Regions from separate parts of the Homo sapiens genome. Here region 1 is linked to region 2. A link is a contact called in ENCODE Hi-C data. All regions are on one chromosome and are shown on one strand. Each heading gives the region's core, a stretch centred on a gene start or an enhancer-like site at or near the end of the contact. The rest is flanking DNA. Distances are from core to core; before and after follow the strand shown. Region 1 overlaps NRIP1 (nuclear receptor interacting protein 1). Region 2 has its middle 100 kb from the start of SAMSN1-AS1.

Region 1 (6,708 bases), core at 957-3,456, 320 kb before region 2:
ACATCTCTGTCTTATAGCCAAGGGAAATACGCTCTCACACTGTTCTGAAAAGGTACATGTCACTGTCTTAGCAAAACCCTTACCTAATACTTAATGAAGGTTGATAGTTCAAAGTACAAAATTCAGACTTCAAACAGGATCTGATTCTGCCTCTTTAAAGCACCCCTGTAAGAATTACTACTTTTTTGAAACTTTGTAGAAATCATTTTTTTAGCACAGTGTTTATCAAACCTAGGCTTGAGATATAGTAATTATTTTTATCGTTTTTATCTTTGATTCAATAAAGTTGCTATGAAATAACACCCTATCTTATAGCACTGTTTATGTTAAACAAATTGGTTTTTAAATATTCAAAGCAGCCTTCATTGTTTCCAGAGCTGTCTTTTTCTTCAACTCTCCTGCCTTTGCCTTATTTTGACCATGGCAGTGCACTAACTGATCTACAGTTTCTTCTTCCCTCCAAGCTATCAACAACTCCCATAGCTTCTGGTTTTGTTTTTCTAATATGCTTTTAATAATACCATTGCTTGTAAGGAAACCCACCAGATAAAGGCCAGCTTCTTGGCATGGCCTTGATTCAAAGTCCTTGGTCCCAGTTGCATTTCCAGCCTAATCTCCACTCCCATTGGACTACCACACTTCCTGTGTCACACTCAGCTCTTCCTTGCCTTTGAGTGCTATTTCTGGACCCTAGAATGGCTGCCATTCTCTTCTGCCTGGCTAGCCCTTACTCATTTTTTAACCATCACTGACTACCACCTGCATGTGTACATATGAACTAAAAACCTGGTTACAGCCTATCTGTGTTCCTAGAGCACTTTTTACATATTTCAGTCATTGCATTTAGCACAGTATATACTCTCTCTCCTTTGGCACAGAGACTAAGGAAGAAAATCACCGGCACTGTGCACTCTCGGGTCTTATTTACTCACTAGGTGTTATTACTCTGTCCTTTTCCTGTCCTGTTCAGGAAAACATACCTGAATCCAAGTGAGTGAAAGTGTGGTTATCACCCAAGTTATCTTGAATTTATTTAGTCTGTTTTTTTAAAAGGGAATAATTTGCAACCTCTTAGACCTTATTAAATTCTGTACTTAACACTAAATACTTACACTAAATACTCTTTAGAACTAATCATGACATACCTTATATCTGATGATGACAAACCAGCATGTTATAGATGGAGACACACTGATTTTAGCATATATTGTGATTTAAGCATTACAGCTGTTTGTTCCACCAGACTATTTATTTCTTGAAAGCCAGGACTATTTTATTCACCTTTTTCCTTTTGTTGTTCTAGAGTAATGATTTAAACATTTGCCTACTTTAGCTACTAAATTAAATTTTGAGAGCATTGCCAGGGAAGAATCAAACACCCTCTACTGGCATTAATACTTTCTCTTTTGGCCCATGCACTGGTAATGCTAAAACATCAAATGTCATGCTGATGTTTTTATAACAAGACCGAGATTGCTTTACCTTGTTTTACTTGTGTTACTCACTATTCTAATGATTTTTTTTTTCCGTCTTAAGAATGTATTCATCATGTTGGGAATAAGAAATTTAGTAAACATGCTATAATGTAATTTTCCTTACCTGTAATTTTAGTAAGCTATATGCAGTATGCGTGAAGTTTGTGACTTAACCAACTAAAACCATGTATTTTTTTTTAAAAATGAAAATTCTAGAGATAAATATTGATGGAAATATTTTTTAGTCTTAACCTGTGACTGTGCTACAAATCTGAAAGATACAAATAGAGCTTTAAGTTTTACATTCACTACACTGAAATATAGTCAAGAAAGAATTCGACCTGAATTCTTTAATAAGCACAATGGAAGGGTTGTTTACTTTTGAGAACTAATAACTGCCCCATTCTTTGTGATTGTCTGCTTACATAATTTGTTATAAAAGAATGCTTCTAGGTAAACCCTCTCTCCAGAATGCTGGTGGTTTGTTCTATTCTGCTTGGGAAGGGTTAAGAGGAGACAACATCCTGTCAAAGACCTTGTTTTTAATTTTGCTTCTCACACTGGCACAGATCCTGCTAAGAGCAGCCCAGATTAGTTCGGAAAACCTTTGAAGAGATTTAAGATGTCCTTCAGCCAGTTTGAAGGTTTTTGTCTTGCAAATCCAGTACAAGGGCGCCTGCAGGCATCTCGACCCTTGCTGTGCTGCTGATGCAGCTCAAGGTCACACTAACCCGCCCTGTGACATTCAACAACAACAAAAAAATTATGCGGTGAAACTGCCTCAGCGTTCAACCAACCAACAACTTCCTTTAGTGAGGAACTGAGGAAGAAGACTTTTTTACCCCCCTTTTTCTTCTTTGGGGGGCTCTGTGAATTTTTGCTGTAGGAAATAATCCCGGATTTCTGGTGTGTGTGATGACAAGGTCATCTCTTAATTAGAACACATGTAAAGAACAAAGCTAAATGGCTTCAAAACAGCTTTGTAGTTGATGGAGAGGATTTAAATTATTTAAAGAGATAGTCACCCATGTATGATGGAAGCTGAATTCTAAAGGCATTAACTCCTTCATTCCTATCTATTTGTCATTGCTTTGAATTCCTTATGTCTGACTTTAGAGGGTTGCATTCTAAACTTAAGAGAATTTATAAATGCCCAGTTTTTAAATGATGAAATATAATTTATAAATCAAATTCTCAGATAAACTTTTCATGGAGAAGTTTTCTCCCCATGACATCTATCTCCTAGAAACATTATCACATGGCTGGACTTAGGAACTAGGAGTTACACACTTTTCCCTCTGGCAACTGTGATTTATTTATAATGTGTTGGAGGTGGGTGAGTAAAGTGCTTCTTTATTGCCTCACCTTCTCTCTTCCTCACTTTTATCCATTTGTGATTTAGAAGTCTAGTTAAGCAATTTTCTCCTGCCTCTTTAGAAATAACAGCACGTATCATTCAGGTTTCTCAACTTTCAAAGAACTGATGTAGGAAGACCATCTTTTTTCTATGGAAAAAAAATTAATCTTAGTTAAAAATGGACTTTAAGAAAGTTGTTTCTGAACATGCATGACATTTTAAGGCACAATGAAACCATGTCCATGAACACTCGGTAGCCATATTGGATCTGCTCCCCTTGGTGGGGCTTGTTTCCCCATGTTCCTCCTTCACTGCCTGCGAATGTTAACTACCAAATAAATTAGTTGGACAAAGTCCAAGTGCATTGGCTTTCTGTGCTTGAGACTTAATGTATATCACCTCTGCAGGATTGGAGCAGAACAATCTAAGAGAGTAATTTTGTGGTTGATATTTTCTTTATGTGTATTATGTATAGAAGCACACATGGCAGTTATTTTTTTATCCACAAAATGACATTGTGTAGAGAAAGTTACCTTCAACATTATGATATTAGCAAAGCAGTTTTCTCAGAATTTATACCCAGTTGCTTTTTGACTGAAGTAGAATCAGGACAAGTACAATATTTTAAGTGTGATGATTTAAACTGATATTTTGGATTTTGTGGGCGACACTTAAGAAATTTGTTTGAGGGGATAACATGTTGGACTGTGTGAAAACAAGTTAGAATGAACTAGACTTATTATTCTGAAGGATTTTTCTCCTATTGAGAAACAATTTTGGGGGTCCATGAAATGAAAAGGTGTGTATATTAAGATACATATTTTTAGGTATGGGTATTTTAAAGATCTCAGGTTTGCAAAAAGAAAATATTGGAGGGGAAATCTATATGTGAGGAAATGGTTAGTGTGATTCATTGCATCCTGCCCTTGCCTGGAGTCTGGTGTGCCCTAAATGTCATGTATGACCCAAGCTCACCTGCTAGTAATTTCTAATTTACTGTCCTAATTCATCGATTTGTTATCACTAATTGTTCTTCATTTACTTCTGTGTAGTTTCCAGTACCTAAAGGGTTGAAAGGTTGCTGTAATTGGCACCCGCAGCTGCTCTTTCTTTTGACAGGGGATAATTTTGCAGCCTATGCTTTGTGTGACAGCTGCCTAATTGGGCATTCTCCCCTTGTAGCAAGCCTGCCTCCTCCAGCCTCCCTGCTGACAAATGGTGGTGGATTATAGATGAGGACACGCTGACCCGTTCGACCTTGCTGAGACAGCGGGGAGGGGCCTCCTGCTACTTGAGGGAAGCTTTAGGTCATTTAGAGGACAAGGTCATGAGCCAGGTGGAGAAATGACATGATATAAGATGACAGTAGCCTGATGACATGGTCAGTGTGTCAAGGACAAATGCATCAGTATCGATTAAACATTATTGCAATACTTCATTGAGTCCCTAGTATTTCTTAATTGTTCCTACTGATTTTTTTTAAGAAATAGAAAAAGTGCAAAATGAGACACATGTATTTTAGCAGTGTTAAAGCAGTTGTTTACATGAAAACAGAACGGCTTAGGATGCCTCCTAATAAGTTTCTTCAGTTATTTTGAGTATTTTGTTCTTAATTTTTGCCTAGTTTGCAGCCCCTTAACTATCAATACTTTTCAAGAGTTATTTGAAAATTAAGGCAGGCAAATTAAAATGTGGCAATGTATGTTGTTAAAAAATATTTAACAACTTCTGTCATTCGCCTACTCAATGACTGGCATACCTTTTCATATTTTGAATAAAAGAAAAATAAGCCAAGTGAAAATGTCTAATTGAAAAGAACACCAGAACTCTAGATTTATAAGATTAACCATACCACCGTGATGCCATAATTATGAAGTGTTAAAGGTGCTTTTTAAATAATTGTTGAGACCTGAAAATATTTTTCAAATAGCTTGGGATTATTCATAATGTAAATACTTCAAGATACATGAAAATCTTTTGTATGTCTTATTACTGGTAATGCACATACTTTTCTTGGTAAAGTAGACTTGAGCTATTACAATATATTTTTAAGTGTAAAATCTGAAGAATCCATGCAGAGTCTATTAACCCTATGTTAATACCTGAAATGATAAATTCATGTAAAACTGCGCTGGATAGTACAATTAAGAAAAATGCCTAGTTTTAAAAATGGTTAACAGTTGAGTACAAAGAAGACTGATCATGATTCTCGTTTCTGGAAAAACAATTGTTGGGCACTGTTGAATCTAAGTCCTCAGTTCAACAGGAGGTAATTTTATGCCCCTGAGATTAAAAAAACGAGGCATGGTAAAGTGTGATGAATTAGTTCACCGAAGTAGACACATCTGTATTTTCATGGCACGTGTGTGTGCGTGGGTGCGTGTGTGTGTGTGTGTTTAATTTTGACCATGCTGTGCATGTGTTTAGCTGCTCTCAAACCCTGACTCAAGCTTGGTGGAGGTTTAATCCTGTGCCCTTGTACACGTATACTTGATTAGTAGTTGTGGTTATCTCAGCAGAAGACATACCGCCCTCCTCCTTGTATTGGTCGGGACCTGGGCATTAGGGAGTCAAGGCAAAGGAGAAAGAAAAGAGATTTTACATTAGTATTCTATGAAAGCCTTACGGTCTGCAGAACAAATTGATTACTCCGGTGTACCTGTGCTTGGCACCACTGCTGTGAGAGAAAGGTAGGGCCGTAATCTGTTTTATTGTATTGCATATTGTGACACTCCAGGAATATTCAACATGCGCTCTTTCTAGGGCACGTGCTGTAAGTCTAAGTAAAGAAAAAGGAAATAAATGAATGGAGAGTATGTGAGAGCAATGGGCTACAGCTTTGTTTACTTCAGTCCAAGAGAGTTCATTTGAATAAGATAATTTTACTGAAAGCGTCACCGGGAACATAACCTGATTGATAATGAAACCCTGTAAAGTGTTCTGAGGCACTAAATCTGCTTCCCTGCTTGAAACATGTGAGGCAGAGATGAAATTCAAGCTAGTACTGTAAGATTTTAACCATCAGATGGGAGCAGTCATGGAGGTGGTTATGGACATAGTTTAGAAAATTATTTTAAATTATCTTCAGTACATTATATTCTTAAAGATCCTATATAACATGGTGCAAAGGAAAGAGATTTTCATGAAAAAAAGAAAAGAGGTGGCCACTACACCACCTTGAACTATATTAAGAAATTAAGAAATGTGTTGTTTACTTTATTCTTCTGCTAGCTTGATTTGCATAAACATTATACTGTTTTATTCGGTTGTAGAAAAGGAAATTGCATATTTCTTATAATTTTTTTTAATTCTGTGATTGTTACTCAAATAGAGACTTGTAGTGTACAATTTGGGTTATTTGAGGTTACTTAATATGAAAGGAATAAATGCTTTAAGATTTTATAAAGTGATTAAAATATCTGTGATAGGGATTAGACTCCTGGGCATTTTTAGGCATTCTTAAAATGTGGTCATAGCTGCACTTTTTCGGTTGTGTATAAATCTGTACTGCAAGGGGAGAAAAGAAATTCCTCTTGTCCAAGCCTCTTGCCACATGTGAACTGCAGGTGCCCTTTTCCCTCTTCTGTCCCCATCCTGATCCTTCGATTACAATCAGAACACTTGATTTAGGAGAGAGAGGAAGCAAAATACCTCATACTAATACACTGATGAAATGAAAGTTGTTTCCTATTGTTTACTTTTGTATTCTTGAAACTAGTATATAGCTTTACATTTTTTAGATTACATTTCACTTCCATTTAAATGTGTGAATAAGTGTTCTGTATGTAGTAATTATACATCCTGAAGACATTCCGGAGATCTGTATAATCACAAGCTATAGACATTGGTCTAGACTGGCTTGCAGATACTTTTATA
Region 2 (6,133 bases), core at 87-2,586:
TAGCTTTGTGAGGCATGTGTAGGTGGGGGAAATTTTGGTTCAAATTCTAAAGGTGACAAATTGATATGAGCTTATTATTTATATTTCCAATTTGAGCATTATGTAAGACTGCCTCCCTCAGAATCAAGAGCACCTTGTTAAAAATGCCCCACAGGCCTGCTGGGCCATTCTCCTCTAGGGGTTGTATTGAGGGAATCCACCTTTTTTTAACAAGCTCTGCCAAGTGATTCTCATGTTCAGTAAAGTTTGAGGGCCGCTGATATACACTAAAATAGGAAATCAGAAATATTCACTGAATGCTGTGCACTGGGCTAGGTGCTGAAATACAAGAGTAAACAGACTCACTTCAAGAATTCCCAAAGGCAAATCATAACCCCATTCCTACAGTTATGCATTCCTACAGAGTGCACGCAAACTCTAAAGCTTGAGGACTGAGTTTTCAAGTAGGTTACTTTTAGTTTCTGTAAATGGAAATGCATTTTCTTATCAATTAAGCTAAAAAATAGTCAAATTTATTTAAGGCATTCATAAACTGTTCTCTTAGCTGATGAAAAAATTGTGCAAAGTTATTTGCTTAAGCCAGTCTGAGAAGTTCTGGCAGAACTGGTAGAGAAAGTTATATTTTGGGGCCCCATCTTCTTTCTTTGCCTGTTACATCTCCATGGTGTTTCATCAAGGAACCCCTGGACTCCTGGCCTTTCTTCTGCTTTCCTGTCATAACCACTCTAATGACATGAGTATAATGGAGAGAGCTAAGCTGATAGTCACAAGAAATGGGTTTGTGACTCACACTAAATATGTGGTGTGGCTTTCAGCAAATTCTTTAAACTCTTTCAGTTCCTTTATTTGCAAAAATAAAGGGTAAGGTTATAGGAGCCCTGATATTCTTCCTGGTCCTCTTTCCTCAGTTCTGGGTTGCAGGCAGGAATGATAACTATCCCCCTAGTATCATTGTTGGCTTCACCCAGGGGGAAGAGTGGATGTGTTTAAGGCTTATGCTGGGCATTCCATAACCGTTTCTTTATTCACTATGAAGAAACAATTTACTCAACACTTCACTTTACCTGCCCAAAGTGGAGCTATTTATTTATTTTGCAAGCACATACAGGGCCTTGTGATGCTCCAGGAACTGATCTAAGAGCTTTGCTTAGAGTTGACAGTAACTATTCATTTTTATAACAAGCCTGGGAGGAACTATTATTGTCCCCATTAGACAGATGGAAGAATGCAAAGCACACAGTCTGCTCATGGTCACGGACACCGGAAACCAGACAGTCTGGCTCCCATAGTCTGCGTTCTCAACCATTGTTCTGTGGTCTGTGCTGAAGGTCAGAGGACAGGGAATGGAGTGGAATGTGGGCAAGTCCACTACATTCTTTGCCAAGGACTCTGCATAAATTTGGTGTGGCAGAAGAGATCACAATAACTCTGAAAACATTTAAAATAATAAATGATAATGTACACGAATTCCAGCCATTGGGTACTGCTTTGGAAGACATATCAGTCTGGGGTCACACAAAAACCAGAGTGAGAACATTGAGAATGTGAAAATGAAAGTTGCAACACTTCTTAAACACCTTCTTTCGCACGTCTGTCTATAACCCTTCTCACAGGTTGCTTCTGCTCTAGTTCCAGCTCAGCTGAAATCCATCCTACCTGCAGCCTCAGATGCTAACTTTATCTTCTCTGTCTTAATTATTTAGATCCATATACGTTTACTTTTTGTAGTTTTAATAAAATCCCCTTTACAAGGTCTAAGAGATTACAAATGTAATGTGTGGTTGGGATAAATGTTGTTATAGAAATCATCACTAAGTCTCGTTTCTCATCTGGCGTCCCTCATTCCGGGGCCTGGAACCTTGATTGTGACAGTCAGGTTTTCTTTTAACTAAAGATTTTATAAGACCACAAACAACAAAATGGTTAATTAAGAATAATTATGTCACACCTGTAATCTCAGCACATTGGGAGGCTGAGGTGGGCAGATCACAAGGTCAGGAAATCGAGACCATCCTGGCCAACATGGTGAAACCCTATCTCTACTAAAAATACAAAAATTAGCTGAGTGTGGTGGTGCATGCCTGTAATCCCAGCTACTCAGGAGGCTGAGGCACAAGAATCGCTTGAACCCAGGAGGCGGAGGTTGCAGTGAGCCGAGATCACACCACTGCACTCTCAGCATGGTGACAGAGCGAGACCCCGTCTCAAAAAACAAAAAAACGAAGCATAATTATGGATTGGGAACAACTGTATCTGCAACTCAATATATAGTAAAATCCAGCATAATTATTTACTATAAATGGAATGATAGGTATTTCTAATATTAATTTCCAATTTTGCCTTGTGAGTAAATGGTTATACATAGCCAATTGGAACTAAGAAAAGAATTCTATTCAGGGTTGGTTTCAATTGCTAAATTTTTCTACTGCTAAAATTCTGCTGAATTTCTTAAGTAACATGTGATTGCACCCTGGGATGTCACTTCCTTATTTCAAGTTCCTTTTGCTATAAGCAGACAGTTAGTTCTCAGCTTTTGCTCAAGTAATTTGTCAGTGCATAATGTAACTAAAAACTTTCTATCATTTCGATTTTTAAAGGGGTTCACTCTCAGCAACACGCCTCTACCAAATGCCTGCTATTAATTAGTTATTGCCCTGGGGATGGTTTTCATGAGTGAAATATGGCCCTGAAGTTTTCTGTTTCCATCAAAAGTCTCTGTCTTCTTGCTCAGCTGACTTTATGCTCTTTGCCTCATCAAAGTTTGACTGAGCACTTACTAAGTGTTAGATACTGCTGGACTCTGAGATTACCAACAAGAATAAAATACAACTTCTTTTTTCTGGTAGCCCACTCTTCAAAGTGGGCCAGCTGCATACACACCTACAATATTATTTGAAAATTGTCATGATAGAGATATGCCCAGGTACCACAGCAAACTAAGATAAAGCTATCAACTGCATATTAGCATAGTGGAGGCTGAGAAACTTTCACAGAAAAAGTGACTTCTAATTTGATTTTGAAAAGGGAGTTGAAGTTGGACAATAAATGATGGTGAAGAGTCCAAAATACAAGGAGAAGCAACATGTGCAAAAACATGGAAAAGTTAGAAAGTTGGTGCAGTTAGAGGACCTTAAAAGGAGTATGATATGGCTGGGCATTAAGTGTTTGGGGCAGATGGTGACCCTGGAATGGCAGAGGTCTTTTGGGGTTAGATCATAGAAAGTCTTGCAGTTGACTGTACGCAGTGGCTCATGCCTGTAATCCCAGCACGTTTGGAGGCCAAGGTGGGCAGATCACAAGGTCAGGAGTTTGAGACCATTCTGGCCAACATGGTGAAACCCCGTCTCTACTAAAAATACAAAAATTAGCCGGGCGTGGTGGCGCACACCTGCAGTCCCAGCTACTCTGGGGGCTGAGGTAGGAGAATTGCTTGAACCCGGGCAGCCCGAGATCGTGCCACTGCACTCCAGCCTGGGCAACAAGATTGAAACTTTATCTCAAAAATAATTCTTGCAGTCTATGCTAAAGTCTTTGGCTTTGTTCTGAAGATATTCATCTTGAATGAATTCCAGGCCTGTTTTAGAATATGAAGGACGCAGTGCATTGTCAACCAAGAAAAATAAGCACTGATGCAGAAAAACCCAAATGTATATAGATTTTAGAAGGTATTTCAAGACTCAAACTCCAGATTAACATATGGTACTTTAGATGAAGAAAAAGCACTGACTTAGGTAGGGGAGTGGCATATCCACACCGGTCAGCAAGGGAATGAGTTTGTTGGTGCTAAAGTAAATGGCATGCAGTGAGCCTGGTAAGTAATTACAGAGCTGGTCAATAAGGCATGGGCCATTAAAAATGAGGTGGGAGTGATGGTGGCTTCTGATGTGAGTTTTATTATTCGATGTGGTATTACTAGAAAGTATTGATTAATTGGATATAGTGGAGAGGTGAAGTGGCCCAGAAAACAGGAAGTGAAATTAACTGACTTCAAGGCACCACAAGAAGTAGCTCAGTGTAGCCCAGGCTGAGACCCCAGATGGGTCAGAAGACCAGTGTTCGGCTAGTCAATGTTTTGCCCTTTTGTGTTTTATTTAGATTTCAAAAGGCCCTTGCTACATTTAAGAGATTGATTCCTCCCAGCCGGGCACGGTGGCTCATGCCTGGAATCTCAGCACTTTGGGAGGCCTAGGAGGGCAGATCACCTGTGGTCAGGAATTCAAGACGAGCCTGGCTAACATGGTAAAACCTCGTCTCTACTAAAAATACAAAAATTAGCTGGGTGTGGTGACATGCAGCTATAATCCTAGCTACTCGGGAGGCTGAGGCATAAGAATTGCTTGAACCCAGGAGGCAGAGTTTGCAGTGAGTGGAGATCATGTCACTGCACTCCAGCCTGGGTGACAGAGTGACTGAGACTCTGTCTCAAAAAACAAAGAAAAGAAATAGATTCCTCTCCCCTACCCTCCTTCCTTCTCTCCTTCCTTTCTTCCTCCCTGCCTCCCTCCCTCTCGCTTGTTTGTTTTTTTCCCCTTCCCTTCCCTCCCTCCCTCCCTGCCTTCCTTCCTTCCCTCCTTCCTACCTTCCTTTCTTCCTTTCTTCTTTCCTTCCTTCCTTCTTCTCTCCTCTCTTTCTCTCTCTGTCTCTCTCTCCTTTCCTCTTTTGCTTTCTCCATTCAGGCTACTATAACAAAACGCCTTAGACTGGGTAATTTATAAACAACAGAAATTATTGCTCATGGTTCTGGAGACTGGGAGGTCCAAGATCAAGGTGCCAGCAGAGTTGGTGTCTGATGTGGGCCTGTTTCTCATAGATGGCACCTTCTCTGTGTCCTAACTTGGTAAAACAGCCAAACAGGGTCCCTCAGGCCTCATTTTATAAGCACTAACCTAATTTAAGAGGTGACCTAATCACCTCCTAAAGGCTGCATTTCTTAATACTATCACATTGGGTATTAGGTCCTAACACACATTCTGGGGGAACACTACCATTCAGACCACAGCACTTCCTTCCTTTCCTTCCTCTCTCCCTGTTCCCTCCTTTCTTCCTCATTTCCTTTCTTTCTTTTGCTTTTGTTAACAGGAAGAGGAATCTACAGATTAGTTAAGCTAAAAATGTAACCCTACTATTGTCTAAAATTATAAATTTAATTAGCTAAAACAGTTTTTATAACCATTTTATAGCCACAATTATTAATTCTAAATATTCAGAGACACTAAAGTATGACATATGTAATATATTATTCTTGTCATATATTTATCCCCCTACTTGATCCACATTTTGTAGGTTTATTTTTAAGGCAAATTTAAATAACTAAAAATGTTTTCAGTTTTCTACTGAATATTTCTGTATAAACTTTTAGTCTGAACTTCCTTTCTTAATTCTAGGTTACAATAACATATTAATGTCTTTGAAGTGTCTATCTAATTTGAACATTGGTTCAATGGTACCCATACAACTACGTTTATGTACAGACATGTTAGATACACTCAGTCATCTAGGCTGTAAAACAAAAGCCTTTCTTTAGAGCTTTCACTTATAATGTGACAACTTTTTGAAAGAGTAAGATATTTGGCCTAGTTTTAAAGGCTTGGCAAAAAGTAGATGTGGAGATGCATGATCAGCCTTTTATCTAGCAATCTATTATTTCTAGAATTCTAGGTCAGGGATAGCACAGCTGAGAAAAAGACAACATTAAACTCACATAAATCTCACCTGTATATCTGACAGAATAATTAATAGCATTTTTGTTCCTAAATGATCTTCTCCCATATTCTTTGCAAAACAATAGAGTTTTCCATGTGCCACACAATATCCACCCAACTTGCATATAGTAAGGTAGAGAGTTTTCAGAAAGTATGAGTGGAGAATTACTTTTGTGAAAACATGGGCAGAGAATCACGACTCCTTAAGCGCATGCCAGACAATGATACACAGAAGTTCTTTGCAGGAGAATGAATCAGGCCTGTCATCTGAATAGGAGTACTGGGATGACAACAACCATCACACATTCTCAGACTGTTCTCTAGTTTGTTCCTGAATGGAAATTATTTTAATGGGAAATTCTAAAAAGCATTAAATTATCTGTATTTTCCCTTGATTTAAAAAGCAACATATACTGTTTCAGAAAACAATT

The links. Hi-C counts contacts between places; a loop is a spot of excess contacts on that map. Pooled maps may share reads with other maps.
Region 1: a loop to region 2 is called in a pooled map, with 2.8 times the contacts of the local background. The contact joins two enhancer-like sites. A Hi-C loop is called at or near these places in 2 of 37 single-sample maps with no recorded cell type and 2 of 50 pooled maps.

What each region holds. Positions count from the first base shown.
Region 1 is chr21:15,000,994-15,007,701 of GRCh38, reverse strand. All of the region lies in intron 3 of NRIP1 (nuclear receptor interacting protein 1), which reads left to right. Among named protein-coding and RNA genes, the nearest start is that of NRIP1, 61 kb to the left of the region's middle. RefSeq lists an enhancer at 1,748-2,683. Within about 2 kb of position 2,206, at least 8 of the 41 ENCODE cell types and tissues checked have a DNase peak (open chromatin) inside an H3K27ac peak, as active enhancers do.
Region 2 is chr21:14,682,099-14,688,231 of GRCh38, reverse strand. No RefSeq gene overlaps it. Among named protein-coding and RNA genes, the nearest start is that of SAMSN1-AS1, 100 kb to the right of the region's middle. RefSeq lists enhancers at 1,331-1,430, 1,451-1,500 and a silencer at 3,709-3,818. Within about 2 kb of position 1,336, at least 7 of the 41 ENCODE cell types and tissues checked have a DNase peak (open chromatin) inside an H3K27ac peak, as active enhancers do.